2 separate regions of the Mus musculus genome follow, and region 2 is linked to region 1. The links are chromatin loops, found by intact Hi-C in ENCODE. Cell type or tissue: left cerebral cortex. All regions are shown on one strand. Links, peaks and the distances in the headings refer to the core of each region. The heading gives the core; the rest is flanking DNA.

The links. A loop is a pair of places that touch in the nucleus more often than their neighbours do. Peaks named below come from ENCODE experiments on the same cell type or tissue, not always from the same donor. Only the 100,000 strongest peaks of a DNase experiment are listed, where the experiment ranks them.
Region 2: a loop joins it to region 1, with 5 times the contacts of the local background. A loop is called at or near these places in 2 of 42 quality-filtered maps.

The regions. Positions count from the first base shown.
Region 1 is chr10:67,357,622-67,364,381 of GRCm38, reverse strand. All of the region lies in intron 2 of Gm46230 (a long non-coding RNA gene), which reads right to left. Among named protein-coding and RNA genes, the nearest start is that of Gm46230, 11 kb to the right of the region's middle. In left cerebral cortex, for the core only: no CTCF peak of the experiment used is centred there; DNase peaks (open chromatin) are centred at 3,374 and 3,802; H3K27ac peaks cover 259 bases.
Region 2 is chr10:67,484,831-67,491,590 of GRCm38, reverse strand. No RefSeq gene overlaps it. Among named protein-coding and RNA genes, the nearest start is that of Gm51825, 5.6 kb to the right of the region's middle. In left cerebral cortex, for the core only: no CTCF peak of the experiment used is centred there; a DNase peak (open chromatin) is centred at 3,904.

The DNA.
Region 1 (6,760 bases), core at 2,522-5,021:
ACTTGAACTCAGGTCCCCATGTATGCACAACAAGCACGGAGCTACCTCCCCAGCCTCTAATGGTACTTTTGATAACACTAAGGAAAATGTTCCCTTTCTCTTCTTTTCTCTTTCATGATCTCAGATCAACTTTAGTATTCACATCAAGGGAAGAATTTATTTTAAAGATTGGTACAAAATACACACTTTTATGGGCATCCTTCTTATAAGAATGCCATGAGACCTTGATTTAAAAGTAATTCATCTCATGGCTGGCTAGGTCATAGGCCTTAGGGGAAAACCTGGCACTATTATTCTGCTAAATGGACCAAGTAATAAACTGCCCCCACGTTATTATCTTTATACCCATTGATTATTGAATCTCTCAGCCCTCATCAGAGATGCTTCTTTATGAAATGGATAATAATTAAAACAGGGACCAACAACTGGTCAACATGCAGAGAATAATAGAGTGGAGAGCTCAGCTCTAAATGGGAAGTCTCCATCACCACCACCGCCTTAAGGCTCAGGGGGTTATCTTGGAAGAGGAGGCCAAAAGATTGCAAGAACCAGGAGGGGGCATCTATAGTAAAGCAGTATTGGTTGGAGATGGCGAAGCCTCTGCACACATGAACTCATGGTGGCTTTGACTCAATGCATAAGACTTGCAGAACACTGAGGCAGCATGGGTGGCAGAGGTACTCATCAAGTCCCACCCCTAACTGAGGAGCCATTTGCAGTCGACCGCTCCTGGGAGATGGTGAATGAGATTTTTTGGGGGATATGGGCCCTGAGAAACTAGCCATGTTCTTATGTAACGGTTCCCAACCTATGGGTTATGACCCTTTTGGGTTGTTGAATGATGCTTTTACAGGGGTCACGTGTCAGATATTTACATGACTCCTAACTGTAGCAAAATTACAGTTACAAAGTAGCAACAAAAATAAGTTTAGGGTTGGAGGGTGTCACCACAACATGAGGAATGGTATTAGTGGGTCACAGCATTTGGAAAGTTGAGAACCGCTGATAGATGGTCTCACAGCCATCCACACTAAATGGACTCTAAGTATTAAATTAGTGAGAGACAGAGACAGAGAGATACATAGTGAGACCCTATCTCAAAAAAAAAAGGAACAAAACAAAAACAAAAAAAACAAACAAAAACCAAAAATACAAAAAAACAAGAGATGAGGTTGAGAGAGGAAAATGAGGAATTTAAGGGGAGAGGATGGGGGTGAATTGGATCCAAATATACTATATGCATGTATGAATATTAAATAAAACATTTAATACAAAGTAACTGACAGACTGTTGCGTCAATATTAAGAAGGATTTGGAGAAATGAATGAGTTTATTTTCCTAGCCCTCACCTCAAATTCTGACCTCGCTGAGTGTTTGCGTAGGGGAACTCAGTTCACAGAGCCCTGTACATGGATCAGTTGCTGGCTACTGTTGTACGCAATCTGTCTCGGGTACCTGCCCATCTTCCTCAGTCAACTTCCGTAACTAGAAAGTTAATCACCAGCATTGCTTCCTCGAACCTTTGGCGGTGAAACATTTTTCTCATGGTAAATATTTATCTCTACTTTGTTTACTAACGAGGTGAATGGAGTGTTGTTCTCTCTGTTGTACGTAGCACTGCCACCAACAGGCTCTTTGCCCCTGCAGGATGACTTAACTTTGGATTTCTCCCAGATATGTGAATATCTGTTTTCCAAAGACATGGCTATGGTCAGAATTCTCATAGTTCACTATGGTAAAAGAGATCCCCACACTGTTGAGCTGTTGAGCCTGTTTAAAAAAAAAAAAAAGTGGGGCTGGCCCCAGATTAACAATAGCTACCTCCCTCCTAAGACTCCCTTATACTTTCGACATGCTCTTGCAAACTGCAAATCAAAAAAAGAAAAACTACTTTGAGATTACATCGTCTACCAGTCACCTTGGCCAAGATCAATAAAACAAATGACAGCTCATACTGTCAGGGATGTGGGGTAAGGGGAACACTCCTCCGTTGCTGTGGGAATGCAAACTTGTACAGCCACTATGGAAAGCAGTGCGCTCTGGTTCTAGGCAAGGATGGGAATAGCTCTACCTCAAGATCCAGCTAGACCACGCTTGGGCATCATCTACCCAAAGGATGCTTCATCCCACTGCAGAGAAGATGCTTGCTCAGCCATGTTCACTGCTGCTCTATGCACCATAGCCAGACACTGAGAACAGCCTTGATGCCCGTCGACTGGTTAGGCAAATGGATGAATAATAAAAATGGAAAACGAAACATTATTTGGCTGTTAAAAGAATTATGAAAATTATGGGTAAATGGATGAATGGAGCTATAAAAAAATAATCATCCTGACTGAGGTAATCCAGACCCTACAAGTCAACAGATATCCTATGTTCTCTTTTAAATGGGGATTTTAGGCGTTAAGCCTTAGGTAGGCGTTCTACAATCTGCATAACCACGGAGCTTATGTATTGAGTAAGGGGCTAGAGAGGAAGGGGAGAATTAAAGTGAGCGGAATAAAAGCTCTTCAGGCTGTCAACCCTGACATCCTCAGGGACACCGGTCCTGACAGAGATATCAACAATTTTGGCGCATTCAAGGGACAATTTCATGGGGCCCACAATTGTGTTACTCTACACGTATGTGTGTATGGCGTGTGTGCATGTATGCATGTTTGCACATGAGTGGGTAGGCAGGCACACACACAAACACACACACACACTTGTCTGTGTGTGTGTGTGTTGCTGCTATATGTGTGTTTATGTGTGTTTGTGTGTATGAGAGAGAAAGAAGAAAGAAGGAGAGAGAGACAGAGAGAGCCCTAAGCCTAATGTTGAAAGCCTCCCTGGATCTCATTCAACCCTTCACCCTGTTCACTGAGTCAGGCTTCCCCAGAGCTCACCAACATGGTTACTCTAGCCAGCCAGCTTGCTCTGGGCCTGAGGTGCCCTCTCTCCATCTTCTGAGTACTGGAATTACAAGCAGGCCGCCACATCCACCCAGCATCTATGTGGGTTCTGGGGACCCAAACTCCCAATTCTCGCTTGTACGGCACGGGCTTTATTTGCTGATCTGTCTCTTCAGCACCAGAGTGTATTACTTCAACAGATGAAATAAATTCTGTCAAAGATGGAGTGTCAGGGATGCCATTAGAATCTTTATGTGACATATTGCCCTGACCAGTCACAGGCACACCGACAGTATTGTTCCATCTGCAAAGCCCAGTGAGTATAAGCAGCACTGAATAGGGGCAGCAATTGTTCTCCTGTAATGAGGCTGTGGACTCTGTTCTTGGCGTGACTCACTCTGAGTTTATTTAGAAGTTGAGGGTGGCTCCCCGTGTTCAGACAAATTGGACAGTTTGCCACATCACCGCCATTACCACCACCTCCGATGTTGGGCTTCCTTCCAAGACATTCAGCGAGGCTCCTCAGAAAGGCACAAGCCACATGGTTCTCTCTGAGTCACGAGGAGCAAACAGCACTCAAGCCCACAGCCTGGGGTTCTCTCCACCAGACTCTCAGAGAAACCTTCATGACTTAAATTCATCCCAACAGAACGTCTTGTGTTTTACATGTATGGCATGTGTGTGGCCGTACATGTGTGCACGCTTGAGTTTATACCACGGTATGCATGCAGAGGTCAGAGTCGTTGTCTCCTTCCACCACGTGGGTCCTAGGGACCAAACTCAGGTCACTGGGCTTAGCAGCAAGCTTCCCCCTGAGCCATCTCATCAGCTCACCATGTGTGTTTGTGTGTGTGTGTGTGCGTGCGCGCGCGCGCGAGAAAGAGAGTGTATAAATCAGCTTTTCTTTATGTCTGTTTCCAAGCACAATAGTAACAGTAGAAGTGCCTCTCACATGGGATCCACACTGTGGTTTTGGAATGATTCCCTAAATAAAATTAGCCTTCTCTATTACAGCCTCTCTCCACATACACATCCTACACATTAAATATCAATCTTCAAACAGACTTTGATGCCATTTCTCTGTGTCCTCCTTACCTGCTTAAAGAACCGATGTTCATCAAAACTCGGAAGTATCTGAGATGTTCTGCCCTGGATGAATAGATAATTAGCTATAGCCCATCTGCACAGGAATGTTACCACACGTTCTGAAAGTGAAGAGTTATCAGGCTGGGGTTGACAGAACACATCTGTCATGGAAGCCCTAGAGGGACTGAGGCAGACACAGCCCGAGTTTGAGGCCAGACTGGGACCCTGCCTCCCCACCACCACCCCAGAACAAGAGCTACCAAAGAATGAAAAGATACGGAAGGGAAAGAAGCCAATCTGAAAAGCCTACAAGGCATATGGACCCAGTTACATGACATGCTGGACCGGGCAGAGCTGCAGAGAAGGAAAGAGGTCTGTCAGAGGTCAGAGTTCAGAGGGGAGGAAGGATGACCTGTAGCTACAGAAGCTTCTAGGGCAGTTGAACTACTCTGTGTGATATTCCAATGTTGGACTTATGGCTCTGAACACTGCTTCAATCCTCTGAACATGCAAGAGCAAGACACCAGCTGATAGGGGGCTGGGGGAGGCGTGTTGTCTGTGTGGACTCATCAATGGTAATAAATACTATCACTGTGGTGGGGAGCGTGGATAATGGGGAGGCTGTGGGGAGGATATATGGGAAATCCCTTTACCTAGTATTACCATGAACCTAAAACTTTTTTTGAAGCCAAGTTTATTAAGGACTATCGCACAGATGGCTCAGTCAGTAAAGTGCTTGCCGGACTGGTGAGATGACCCAAGAGGTCCTGAGTTCAATTCCCAGCCACCACATGGTGGCTCACAACCATCTGTAATGGGATCCGATTCCTTCTTCTGGTGTGTCTGAAGACAGCTACAATGTACTCATATACATAAAATAAATAAAATAAATCTTAAAAAAAAAAAGTAAAGTGCTTGCCTTGAAAACATGAAGGCTTGAAATTCATCTCTAGAACCCATGCAGAGACATCTAACTGTGGTGATGTGTGACTGTGTTCCCAACACGAGGTGGGATGGGGGACGGGCAGAGTGGAGACAGAGACAGAAGGATCCCTGAGGCTCACTGGCCTAGCACAATAGGCAAGCTCCAGGCCAGAGAGAGACCCTGGTTCAAAAACCAAGGTAGACTTCACCTGAGAAACAATGCATGGGTTTGACCTCTGACCTCCATATGCAAACATACACATGTACCACACCGTGTCTCTCTCTCTCTCTCTCTCTCTCTCTCTCTCTCTCTCTCTCCCTCTCTCTCTCTCTCTCTCTCTCTCTCTCTCTCTCTCTCTCTCTCACACACACACACACACACACACCATCTCCTGCGTCCTGTTGTTAGCTCATTTCCATCAAGATGCAGCCAAGGGTCACCTCTTATTAGGTTGTCTCTGTCTGCTTTGTCTCCCTCTTATAACGTTGGGCCACTTGGGAGCAAGGAGCTAATGCCATCTCTCTTTGGAGCCTTCTCTCCAAGCACAAGCATATAGCAGAAGCTCCAAACTGTAGATTAAACAGACGATGAGATGACTCTGTACCCTCAGCCATTGTAAAGGCACCAAGCAGCAAGCCAGACAGTCTGACCTTGGTTCCCATGCCTCTCATGGTGGGAGAGAACTGATTCCTAAAGGTTAGGTTTCTCTCTAGTCTCCGCTTGCATCCTGTGGTATGGTAAACCCACATAAGACACACACACACACACACACACACACACAGAGAGAGAGAGAGAGAGAGAGAGAGAGAGAGAGAGAGAGAGAGAGAGAGAGAGAGAAAGAGAGAGAGAGAGAGAGAGACCTTTCAAGAATGTTGGTTAAATGAATATGTAAACCAGAAAGTCCTTTCCGATCCACCCTGGTTTGATGAAGAAAATATTTAATTGGCTTCTGTAATTAGCCAATGTGGAGAGGTACATTCAAAGAGAACAGAAAGCCATCCAGTACATTCTATCATATTCCAGAAGTCTGCAGAATTGTTTCAGCGATAACCTAAGTGTTAAAAAACAACAACAACAACAACAAAAAACAAAAACCCTGGCATTCTGTAACTCAAAACAGAGTTAAAAGGAAAATAGCCCCTCTACGAATCCTGCTTTTAACTCACACCCCGTCATGATTAAAGCTGAGGACAAAACCCAGAGCTCTTGTTCCGACCAGGTGAAGAGCTCCATCAAGCTCGGCTCTCTCCCCACACTCTCTGCCCACACACACAGAGGGGCAGAAAGTACCAGGTTGTGGAGAAAGCCTCTCTGTGGTTGCAGTCGTAGAGAGAAAAAGAAACTCCCCTGGCTCCAATTTACAGTCACAAAACAAAACCTGACTTTATGGACATAAAGAACATATACATGCAGGAGAATAAAAACTCAAGAGTTCCTTCAGCAAGCAGGCACCCGCCTAATGCAGGGTTTGAAAGGAGTAATTTGTAGCTAGGGGCAGGGCTCCCATGCAAGGCACTGCTACCATTTTTTTTGTTTTTTGTTTTCCTCCCACCCCTCCAGGTAAGAGTTTTGAAAATGCCTCTAGTTTAGGCCTGTCTAGCATACACAGGGACTCCCGAGAAAGGACTTTGAGAACGAGCCTACTCATACGAGCCCGAGAAGAGGCTAGCCACGTGCAGTGGAGAATCAGGGGGCTCAATTCCTAGTCATTCCTTTGGTCTCTGTTGTCCTTTTCTGCACCAAACTCTTAAGAACATGGTAGCTGAGAAGATTTGAGGGTAATACCAGAGAGTGTCTTTATACCCTGCAACAATGGCAGCTTTCTTAAAGATTTATTTCCCTAAAGAACATAGCATGC
Region 2 (6,760 bases), core at 2,644-5,143, 130 kb before region 1:
ACACATATAATTTTTCCTGCTATAATGTCAATTTATAACTATGCCCAGCAAGGAACGTAGCTATCATGAGCATGTAATAGGTCTCCTTTGAGGAACAGGATGAGGAGGGAGGGAAGGAGGCTTGAATGGATGAATGGGATGGGACAGATGGGTGGGGTGGGAAGGATGGATGATAGCCTAGCTACCTCCCTTCTCCCAGAGATCAGGGATCTGAGACCAGAAGCTCAGATCGAATATGTTCACTGTAGATCTTAGTGGACCTTCTAGGGAGTTAATCTGAAACCAGAGAGTTCTGATCCCAGACTTGCAAGCACTGAAATTCAAGAACTCAGAACACTCATTTCTCAAGACTCCATAGTGAGAGTATATTTAAAGTGCTCTCCACAGCCCTTCCTCCTAAAGTCTGCTGGCCTTTCAAAACCAAAACACCACTATCTACCTTGTCTTCCATTACGGTAACACTCTCATTCCTCAAGGTACACACTTGAGGATGAACATTCTTATGGGGGAAAAATACGTCTAGTTTTTCTTAAATTCTCCAAACTCCCCCCCCCCCATACCAGTGACTCAGCCTTGGTTATGGCACATGGACCAACGTCTAACCCTCACATAAGTTCCTCTTGTCATTCTATCTCTTGACCTTGTCTACCAAACCAGCTGTCTGTCCCTGGCAGGGCTACCTCTCCACGTCTCATGCCCTTCCTCTCTTCTGCCCTGATGGCCACAGCCCTGATCAAGGTCGATGTTAGCTCTCACCCAGCTTTGCAACAGTTGCCCAACTGGTTTCCTATCTCCAGTTTCTTCCTCCTCCGACTCATACACAGTGAACACCTGCCACAATAATGTCCCCCAAAGAAAATATAGGTGACTCTCACTAATCCTGTTGGAATGCCAATGGCTTCTTAGGACAGGGGAGTTGAGTCATTCTGTTTTCCAGGCTTGTCCTCCATGGGCTCCCGAATGCACCGTGCATCACAACTTAATCTACCCTGTGCACTCAACCCCGGCATGACTTGGAAGTAAAGCATGTATACCCTCATTCTTCTGCACCCCTCATTTGCCTTCCCCCCCAACATATACATAAGACTACTGAAATCCCACAAAGGGACCTCCAGTCTGATGTGCTGGTTGAACCATTGATCTGAACAGGCACTAGACTGAGAGAGCTAAACCCCTCCTTTTCCTATGTGCCCTACATCAGAAATGGCCCCTCCTCTATATCTCTCTGGTAATTTGGCTGGATTTCCCCTTGATTAGAGCCAATGTTCTCACATCCATGGTCCTCAAGGCAAGAGGCAGTTGTGCCTCTGTTTTATCCCCAGAGCCCTATGGGTGACATCTTTTCAATAGCCTCTTCAAGGATGTTGATGGCAATATATCAACCTGGTTCTGTGACAGTCACTGTCATTCTTCCAGGGCCCCTATGTTGATTGTAGCTGGTGACCTGCCATCCAGGACTCTCGCCCCTCCCCTCCTCATGGTCAGAAGGCCTGACTGTTCTCAAGTTCTTACTCAGAGTTGAGAGAGCCAGAGTAACCCTAGCCAGAATGGAAAATAAACAGTTGCCCAACTTCCTCTAAGATGAATTTTAAAGAGGAAATCATTGGGGTGAGAAGAACAGACTTGATTTACCAGTTAAGGCTGTTGTCCCGGGCACATGCACATTCTTTATCTTCCCGATGCCCTGTGGCACACACCTGGATAACTTCTTCGGAGTTGTGGGCAAGCAATTTGTAAAACATGGGACGGGAGCGTTAAGAACGGGGAGGGAGGCAGAGACAGAGGGAGGGAGAAGGAAAAGGGAGGGAGGGAACAAGAGGGAAGGAGGAAGGGACTCCGTTTCATCTTGCAGGGATACTGGGAACAGATGTAAACAGGAAGATGTTCACTATGCTGCCATGGCGTTTGTGAGAGGCATCGTTCTTACCATTCTGAGATCTTCTGGCTGGTCTGCACACACGTTTCCCATCGACCTAGATGCCCACTTCCCACCTGTTCATTGGCCTTTTCCCCCTGGGAGCTCTTAAGTGGTTCTCAACCTTCCCAATGCTGCGACCGTTTAATATAGCTCCCCATGCTGTGGTGACCCCCCTCAACCATAAAATTAATTCTATTGCTACTTCATAACTGAGATGTTTCTACTGTTGTGAAATCAGAACGTCAATAGCTGATATTTCTGATAGTCTTAGACAATCCCTGGGAAAGGGTCCAGGAACTCCCAAAGGGATCACGACCCACAGGTTGAGAATCCACTGTCTTAGAGGTAGATGTATACACTCTATCTGTGACCTTGGTACTAAAGTATTTAGCCTGTAGCAGATATACACAAGACCTTGGCATTGATAATAGTTACATAAAGTTATGTTTCCTAAACTTGACATCTCCCTGACACCTTTGTGCTTTGTGTTCTAGGTGAGTATTCGGTCGCTACACAGGTATGCTTGCTGCTTTCCTTTGAGGCTGTCCTTTGCAATAATGTCTCTAAGATCACAGATATGGAAGTAGCTTATGACTTTCCTAGTTAAAAAAAAAAAAACCGGTGCTCATCCAGGCCCCAGGTTCCTCTCGGAATAGTGATTATACTTTATTCTCGAAACTGCCAGGGAAGTACATGGATTCTATAATGTAGGTCTTCTGGGGAGAGGGGTGGTTCCCTGTTCTCTTACCCGTAGTGTCTTCCTAAAGTAGAATATCTATCCTGATGCCTAAATGCTTCTGTGTATTAACTATCTACTTAATGGAGGACTCATTATTATCTGAGAAAAGGGGAGATGATTTTATCGCCATCCAGAATATCACACTAAGGTGGGCTGTACATGGGGAATGTATTTTGGTCATGTTGGTTAACTGGAGGTAGATTTCCTCAATCCCTAATTTGCCTCCCTTCCTTGTGCACCCATGCCCTGTGTCTGCCCCATATCTGGGTAGTCAACCTAGGAAATGACTCATAGAGCTCTGTGGAAAGGCAGATGAAGTGAGCAAGCAGATAGTCACAAACTGAAAATGCTAATACATTTATTCAGTAAGGATACAGGAAAAGACACCACCTAGCAAATGTAGATCTAAATTGAGTAGCATGTGTTGTTCTAACTTTTTGAAATAAGAGCAATTAATAAGAACAATTAATAAGACAGCAATGCCCACTAAGAGCCAGGCTGCACTGAAACTGATAATTTCATTCTTTGAATGTGGCAGTGTGTGACCATGAACGGCAAATATTTTTTTTTCCAAATTTTGCACAATTTGGCGAAAGAAATTAAGAACTGCAGCATGACTTCCATCCAGTGGTAAGTCTGCCTCCAGAGATTCCATCCATGCAAATAACCCTAGGCCTAGCAAATACTCCATGCCTCAAAATATTTGCTACAGTCTTCCTTACAAGTCACAAGACCTCCAGGGACCAATGAGGGCATTCAGTGAACACAGTAGACTAATGTCATTTCCAAGGGAAAATTCCCAGATCTGGGGCTGACCCTGGAAATGAAGATATCGGAAGGGAGGCCTATTAGGGCTTGAAGAAACCTACCACCCGTTTCCAGCGTGACAAAAGTAATTCCCCATTCCACAGGAAGATGCCATATGGCATAGCAAAACATTTTAGGAAGAGTAGGGCATGAAACTTGATGATTATAGTAAGGATGCAAAACTCTGTGCATGCATGAATAAGAAGATTGGTTCTCAAGGAAGCACCTCACTCTGGCAAAATAGTACAGCTTCCTGGCAGAGAGCGTGAACTCTCGTATCAGATCGCCACATCTGCAGTTCCACTGTGCCATGAACTTCCGATCTGAAGGTGAGGTGCTTCATTTCTTTGCGACTCTCTTTTCCTCATCTGTAAAATACACCAGCTGTCTCACCGTGCTGTTGTGAGGTTTACAGAGAAGTTTATGTAAAACAGTTGGCATAGGGCTGGCACAGAGTGTTGCTGACTACGTCATGACTCATCCTGCCCAGATCTGTCAATCATTGACTGTGTGCAGCCACCTCATGGGAAAGGAAGTCATGGAAGTGCTTCATCTCTTTAGTTCTCTGTAGCAGGTATACCAGGTTCTTGTGTGGAGGGCAGACCATAGTCCTGCTTGGCTAGCCAGGCTATCATGTCTCATCCAGGCTATCCTTGGCACCTACTAATCACTTTCCCTAGTTTTTCTCCTCCTATCTGTCCCAAACTAAGGATTTGGTCATGTCACACAACCTGGTTTTGGCATCATCATCAGATTCCACAACTTAGGAGATTAAGCCTACGGTCTTTAAGGGTTTTCAAGATCCAGCCCCAGACACTTAGGATGGCTCAGTGGATAAAGGTGCTTGCTGCCAACCCTGACAACCTGAGTGGCTTCTGGTACCTACATTATATCCAGGAAGCAGAAGAGCAACAACTGTAAGTTGTCCTCTGACCTTCACACTTGCAATGGTATGCACTCACCTACACACATGCGCACATACACAAATAGATAAATATAATAAAAATTCGTGCCAAAGTGTGTAGGCTGGACTTGCCATACAGTGTCATTAAAGGCCATTTTCCTTCTTTGCTTTCGCTGTTGCCAATGCTCTACCATCTCAGACCCCCAACAGAACAGTCCATCAAAATCCCTAGCTTCCATCCAGCATAACACGGCTCTACTTTCTAATTCCAGCCTCCTCTGCAGCAGTGACTTGTGGACTCTACAGTGGAGGAGGCTGGTTGAGAAGCCTGGAGTCTGGGAACCAGCTCCTATACTAAGCATTCCCCACAGCTACATGTCTGGTAGATCTCTACTCCATCCCGATAGATGCTTCCACGGAAACGTTATGATAGGTATCAGCTTCCTGCTTCTTTGAGAAAAACTAATCTCCACATCTTAACCAGTCTACAACTCACATAATAGCAGACCCTTAGAAGACACTTACAGATGTCTCCGAGGCCTGTTCAGTAATTCATTCATCAACCCGGATCCCAGTGATCCCGCCCTGCCAAGCTCATCTGCATTCACTCATTGAGAGTGACTCTGGCCTGACCCTTGTTCTTCTGGATGACTTCCAAGTCCATGTAAACCCTATACACTTTTCTCACGAGGGCAGAACTGGGATGCTTGGGAGAAAGGAACCGAAGGATCCCTCCAGGTTTAATTTGGGAACAGTGTGTAGACTTGGATCTGAAAAGGATGGCTAGCCTTGGAGAGCCAGCCCCATTACAGACAGGTAAATGGGTCCAGACCTGAAAGACTCACTGAGTTTCGGTTTAAAGAATGGAATACCCAACATGCTTGGAAACCAATGTGTCAAAGTTACAGTTTCAACTCCACTAGCACATCTTGTAACCTCTTTGTGTATCAGTTTCCTCCTCTGTAATGTGAGGGCAGTAACTGAATCCAACTCGGTGAACTGTTATGAAGAGCAAATGAATTAAAATGCACACAGTCTTTGCAGCAATGTATGGTGCACGGGAGCTAGACAATAAGTGGTACCCTTGGGCTACAACTCACAATCAGCGAGAAGTATGGTTTACAACCTTTTGGCTCACACTGATGTACTTTATAGGTTGTGTGTTAACCCTAACCTTGGGTACTTGACCTATAACCCATCAGGCTAGTGTCAATACTATTAAGGTAATCTGAAACAAATTCCAACACTTCATAAAACCAGGCTAGGTGAGTCACATCTGTAATCCCAGCACTCAGGAGGGGGAGGCAGGAGGATCGGAAGTTCAAGGTTATCCGCAGGTGCTTAGCAAATTCAAGGCCATCCTGAGCTAGGATGGGGTTCAAGGGGGTGGGGAGGAAGGAGAGAGAGGGAGAAAGAAAAAGAAAATAGAACCATCCATAAGTTTAAGACTGGAAACCTATGAACAGGAGGTAGAGAAATGACTCAGTTAGCAAAGCACTTGTCACCAAAGCACGAGTACCCAACATTCAGTATGTAAAAACTGTCTATGGTATACCTGCTTGTAACTCCAACAGTATGGAGGCAGAGGGGCAAGTATATATCTCAGTTCAGAGCTCAACATTTTTTGTTGCTTGTTTGATACAGGAAATCACTATGTAGCCAAGGATCACCTCCTATTTCTATTACTTCCATACCCAGCTAAACTGCCTCTTTAAACTCTTACCCACCCCACTATTATTACAGTCTTGCAGAGCAGAAACTAAACAATGGCACTATGAATGATGACAGAGCTATTGTCCCCCATTCTGAGGCAATTGCAGAGCTCCAGAGCTCTTACCACTCAGCCCTCCTTGCTGCAACTAGTGAGACTTCCATGTCTGCCAAATCCTCAGAGAAGCGTCATAGCCTATGGGTAAGTACCAAATACTGACTGAAGAATAGCCTCTGGTTGTAACTCTACAGCCCCCAAACATTATGAACTAGAAGCCTCTTGTGGCCTCTGGCTGAGGTTCTGTAATACCAAGGAATGTAACAATTGTAATGTAATGATCAAAATTAGAGCCGTTGCTTACAGTTGGTAGAGTTCAGAGCAGAGTGACTGGTGCTCTTGTTGGAAGAGGAAAAGAGACGTTGATCAGACACCTGGGAGAAGGCAAGAATATCCTATGATGGAAACAGCAGTATAAGCCAAAGAGTGCTGAAGATTGCTGACAACTTCAAGAAGTGAGGAACAGGCAAGGGAGGTATAGTGCTGTTCCCATTGCTGTAACAAAATATCTGGCTAAGCAACTGAAGGGAGGAAGGGCAAGCTTATGTTGGCTCACAGTTTTAAGAGACACAGTCTGTCATGCTGGGAAAGGAACAGCAGGAGTGTGTGGTAGCTGGTTAAGTC